Regions from separate parts of the Homo sapiens genome. Here region 1 is linked to region 2. Evidence: chromatin contacts called from ENCODE Hi-C data. All regions are on one chromosome and are shown on one strand. Each heading gives the region's core, a stretch centred on a gene start or an enhancer-like site at or near the end of the contact. The rest is flanking DNA. Distances are from core to core; before and after follow the strand shown. Region 1 has its middle 31 kb from the start of NIPAL1. Region 2 holds the start of ATP8A1-DT (ATP8A1 divergent transcript).

Region 1 (2,700 bases), core at 156-2,655, 5.4 Mb before region 2:
CTGAGGTCAGGAGTTCAAGACCAGCCTGGCCAACGTGGTGAAACCCCATCACTACTAAAAATACAAAAATTAACCAGGCGTGGTGGCAGGCGCCTGCAATCCCAGCTACTCAGGAGGCTGAGGCAGGAGAATCACTTGAACCTGAGGGGCGGGGGCTGCAGTGAGCCTAGATCATGCCACTTCACTCCAGCCTGGGTGAAAGAGCGAGACTCCATCTCAAATAATAATAATAAGAAGAAGAAGAAGAAGAAGAAGAATACTTCATAGAAGAAGCAGATTATCCTTACGTCTACAGCAGGAATGGAAGTTTCCTCACACTACTGTTAGATGTACAGACAAGCTGTAGCTCTTTTATTTTGCCTGTAACTTCTGTAGATTTCCTCATGTGTCCCTACTGGCTGGGTAGGGCTGGCGAAACTTGATTGATTTTAACCCTATAACTTTAGCTTAGTGCAATGATGAAAATATTCTCATTCAGTAAAATGGATAGGCTCTCAGGTCTTGCTTCTCCTTTTCTGTTTCTGCCCAACACAGCATCTGAGTAGAGCAGGGAAAGGGGGAACTTTATCTAGGAGTGACATTCAACATAATTAACTGATTTGACACAGACACAGACCCACTGGAGTGGATGCTAACAGCTAGCAATTAGTAGCCCTTCCAATGCAGACTGTGACTCTCAGCCCTGGCAAGGTGACCTCACAGCGGTGAAGTGAAGGGGAAGGGCTGTTTGTATTGGAGCAGTGTCTCTTGGCACCTCTGATCTCCACAACATTTCTTATCATCCTAGTTGCTGCTTATCCAGCTAGCTTTTGCAGGTGGAGCTGGTGACTGGTGTGGACTGGTCTTTCCTGACTTGGCTAGGGCACAGGAGTTCTCCCTGGCTGATTTGACCTCACCCCAGCTCTTGCTGGCACTGCAGGCTTATGGTGTAAGTTTAGACTCTGCCACAGTCTTCATTGGCCCCTCAGCCTGGGCTGCAGGTCACCTTGCTCTTGAAGGGTGAGTGCCATGTCATTTCTTTGGGAAATGATTCAACTCAGCTGCTTCCAGAGGACCATCTTGAGCACATGTGGGAGCTTCTGGGTCCTGTCCATACCACACAGGGACTGAGAATAGCTCAAAAAGCTAAAACTTTACAATTTTGCACTCCTGCCTCTACCCTCACTCCCCTGCTTAATCATGCTGTGCTGCAGAGTTTGTCCATGGCTGCTTTCCAGACAGTTCGTGGGGCAATTCCCTCCAGGAATCTGAACACAAGGCAGAATGCAAGCCTCCCTGCCCTTGCCAGTACCCTCTACCTGGCCCTCCTGCCCCTGCAGTATCTTTAACCCCTCTAATATCACTCTCCCTCTTCTGCCCGCAAACCACTGGGCTGGAGAATGTGAGTGTTTCACTTCCTCTTCCTGGTGTGGTTTTCACACACTAGAATGATCTGACAGCTTTTCAAAAATACCATTGCCCGTGTCTTACCTTCTCATCCTCCTTCATCTCCCCAGTTCTGATTTAACTGCTCTTGGGGGACCCAGGCATTGGTAGTTTTAAAACCAAGCACCCCAAGTGATTCCAATGGGCAGCCAGGGTTGAGCGTCGCTGTTCTAGGGCAGTTGTTATTAAACGTCCCTGCCTATTAAAATCTTGTGGGAGCTTTAAAAAATCCTGATGCCCAGGCTGCACCCCAGGCCAATTGAATCAAAATATCTAGGGAAGTCATTGGTATTTTTAAAGGGTCCTTGGGCTATTCCAATGGCAAATGTGAAAACTAGGGTCCTTCTAAGCCAGTTCTTCTCAAACTTTAATGCACTAATACATACAGTCACCTGGGGACCTGGTTAAAATGTAGATTCTGATTCAGGAGGTCTGTGGTGGAGCTTTAGATTTTGAATTTATAACAAGCTCTCAGATAATGACACAGGTGCTGGTCCTTGGACCATATCATTCTTCCCAGGGTGGCATTTGTCCCCCAACTCCCTTAACTAACAGGATTTCAGGAAGAGGAAAACTAGCTTGCGGGTAAATAGAAGACTTTCAAAAGGATTATACCCATAATATATGGCAACAGACAGCTTCCCAGTGGACACTGGGTTTATATTCCAAAAGTCACCTACAACTCTCTATTCTTCATGTTTTGGAAGGCTAAAATACTCAATTTTGAGGGCCCTCTCATAGCAAGCATACCACATGAGAAAGTTCCATGTAGTGAGATATAGCTAGAAGTGCCTGGGGAGGACTTCCTTTCCCAAATACAAAGCCCAGGTCTTAATAGAAGGAAAAAATTTTTTGTGTCTTCCTGCTTGGAATATGGCTTTGGGACCTGGAAGTAGAGCACCCATCTGTGACTCTGAGGAAACGGGCATGAAGATGAAGTCCTGGAGACAGGGTTGCCAAATAAAATATGAGACAACTGGTAAATTTGAATTTCAGATAAATAATGAATCATTTTTTAGTGTATGTGTTGTGGTCACCCTCTATATTGTCATCAACCCCAGAAATGGATGAACCCCTTACCCCAAATTTGGTTCAAAGATTGGGATTATTGATGCCATACCCCAAGAGGATATGAAAAGGTTTATGACTCAAATAATGAGGCTTTCTGAGGAGCACAGGGCAGGCTCCCAAGCAGGTCTGAAAATAGGTTGAGCAAGTGGGGAGGGCAGGCTGCCTTGGGGTTTTATGAAAGGGCTGAGGCCGGTGTGGTTTGAA
Region 2 (2,700 bases), core at 170-2,669:
GACTAATTAGGAATTACAAAGGTGATTGCTCATAAATGAACTATCGTCATGCTGCTGCGCACTGATTTTTAATAAGAACTGGTTATGGCTTCATATAGAATTACACCTAAAATGTTAATCAGAAAAGCACTGCATTTCCTCCAGTTTCTGTTCGCTAACTTTTAAAGCTGATTATTATTTTTACTATTTTCCTTGCTATGTTAGCCCTTTAATTTTGTTTCAGACTCATGTTCATTAAGCCAGAGCAAGCCTGCTTTATACAAGGAGACCCTGGGCCTTGGAAGAAATAAAAATGCCCAGTGATGACAGTCCAGATAAAGCTGTGTTCATTTTTTACGTTTAGAAGACCATACTTTAAATCATGACTATCACTGAAACAGATAGATTCATTTATTGTTGAGTCCTGCTTTACCCTGAGATGTTCCATGAACACTGAGAATACATTTTCTTTGTTCTAATTCCAGCCTCTGAATCAGAGCCAACTAGAGTGGGCTCTTCATAAATATGCATTGACTGCCTGAGTATTAATGTAGGGCAGGGCTCTGATTAGCAAGTGCTACCTGCAGGAAGCAGAAGAAATACCACAAATGGAGATAGGACGCTATTAGCAGATTTTATTTCATTTTTTCCTGAGGCTTGGAAATAATCACTTCTCTCTCAGGTCAAACCTCTCCAGCTCTCTCCCTTCAGGATGTGAAAAGATCTCAAATAAAAGGCCTCTATGTGAGGATCTCTTTCGCTGGTTGCTGGAGGAAGAGCATGAAATGAGGGAAGAAGCAAATTGCTTCTGATTTATTGTTTCTGGTTTATTCCTTTCCTGCCAGTTCAGCAGCTCGCCAGAAACAGCACAAAACCTTACATCTTAACTTGAAGGTGAAGTATTTGTTTTGACAACTTTTTAGCATAGATCTCGGTATACAAAATAAAAGGTAATGAGGCTATGATAGTCTGAAGGACATCGGCAAATTAAAATTTAACATATTTATGGATTTTATACAAAGACTCCTCTCCCCTTTGCAGATAAAACGACTGCATCCAACTTTATGCAGATTTAACTAAAAGAAAAAAAAAAAGTCTTTTGTGAACCACCTGGGCCAATACTTAGTTGGCTTAATTGCTATTTCAGTGCCTTGTCAGGCTGCAGAGCCTGAACTAGGGAGATGCACCGGGCCCACTTGCAGGCGGGGCCCAGATGCACCCAAGCCCCATGGACAAGAGCACCATGGGCACCAGGGGCCTCCCGACCTGGCAGCCTGTTGCTAGTGGGCGAGGCAGGAGGACAAGTGCGGCTCAGGCCACGAGTCGGGCTGGGCGTGCAGAGAGGTTAGAATTACACCCAGATGGCGAACAGTCAGTCGTTCCTTTCCTGCTCTGGCTGGGAGCTAAACCTTGTAGTCCCAGACCCTTTCGCCTTCGCCTGCCGGCTCAGACCCAACAGCTCTTTCCGGACGACGGGCGGCTCCACTGCGATCAAAAGCCAGGGGTAGCGGGAGGGGATTCGTGAGAATGCAGCAGCCAGAGCAGTCTTTCCTTTCTGAGCAAGATGTGAGAGAGTCCGAGTGGCCTGGAGGAGGAACCGGGTCAACCAACTCCACAGGGCGGAGCGAAAACGCTGGAGGACTAAGGAGGCTAAGAGTTGATCCCCCCTTTGAGTCGTGATACGGTCCGAAGCGGGGCGGGGCGGGGCGAAGGAGGCTCCCCCTGGCTCTCCCCGCCCCTCACCCGCCTTCCTTGCTGAGCGGCCGCGGGAGGGGGAGCGCGAGCCCCGCAGGCCCCTCCCCCGGCGCCGGCGCCCGAGCTCCGCCCCTCGCCGAGCCGCCCCTCCGCGGCTGCAGCAAGAGCTCGCCCAGCTCTGCGGGCGCCGCCACCTTCGCCGCCACCGCTGCCTTTCTCCTCCTCCTGTCGGCGTGCGGGGGCCGCGCCCGGCGGCAGCTCTGCCCTAGGTGGGCGGCGGCGCGGCCCAGGCTGCAGCTGAGCGCTCTGCGCGGCGCAGCCGGGTCTCCCGCGTGTACCACGCCGTGACAGGTGCAGAGTCCGGGCTGAGGACCCACCTGCAGCCGCCGCCGCGATGCCCACCATGCGGAGGACCGTGTCGGAGATCCGCTCGCGCGCCGAAGGTAAGGGGCCGCCGAGGCTCGGGGCTAGCCCGGGGTCGGGAAGCGAGTGTGTGTGTGAGCGTGTGTGTTTATCCTGGAAGAGACCGCATCCTACCTCTTCCCCGGCGGCAGTCCGACTGTCGCGCCCGGCCCCTAGGGGACCCTTCCCCCCGCGCTGCCCCCAGTGTACTCGCAGACCCTTTCCAGGCTCCAGTACCCTCGAATGGGTGTTCTCCGCGGGAGCCCCGAGGCGTGCTTTGCACCGCAGTGTGACCATTAGGTCCCAGTCACTGAGCTCACTCGCCCTGCCCACCTCCCTCCCCACCAGTTCGATTTCCACTCAGCAGATCCCCAGCCCGCCGCCCCTGCCTCCGGCGCCCACCGTTTTGCAACCCCCTATCTGAGCTCCCAGCGAAGCGAGTTTGCTTTTCCCCGGCTGCAGGATCCTTTGATCCGTAGTCCCTTGGCTCTCGAAGCGCGGGGAGCCTTCATCGGGGTCGGGTGCCGAGTGGGTTCCCTGCATTACAGCTTCTGCAATTCTGCCTCCTGCAGCGGAGTCCCACCGGCTCGCGTCTGAGGTTTCGTTTTTGTGTTTCCCTTTTGC

Evidence for each region. Hi-C counts contacts between places; a loop is a spot of excess contacts on that map. Pooled maps may share reads with other maps.
Region 1: a loop to region 2 is called in a pooled map, with 10 times the contacts of the local background. The contact joins the enhancer-like site here to the promoter of ATP8A1-DT in region 2. A Hi-C loop is called at or near these places in 2 of 37 single-sample maps with no recorded cell type and 3 of 50 pooled maps.

Annotation. Positions count from the first base shown.
Region 1 is chr4:48,046,201-48,048,900 of GRCh38, reverse strand. No RefSeq gene overlaps it. Among named protein-coding and RNA genes, the nearest start is that of NIPAL1, 31 kb to the right of the region's middle. RefSeq lists an enhancer at 1,069-1,268. Within about 2 kb of position 1,405, at least 7 of the 41 ENCODE cell types and tissues checked have a DNase peak (open chromatin) inside an H3K27ac peak, as active enhancers do.
Region 2 is chr4:42,656,242-42,658,941 of GRCh38, reverse strand. It overlaps ATP8A1-DT (ATP8A1 divergent transcript), which reads right to left and starts at 1,419. Exons shown (of 1, transcript NR_186688.1): 1 at 595-1,419. It overlaps ATP8A1 (ATPase phospholipid transporting 8A1), which reads left to right and starts at 1,837. Exons shown (of 37, transcript NM_006095.2): 1 at 1,837-2,117. The coding sequence starts at 2,069. RefSeq lists enhancers at 1,401-1,610, 2,601-2,650 and a silencer at 1,641-2,110.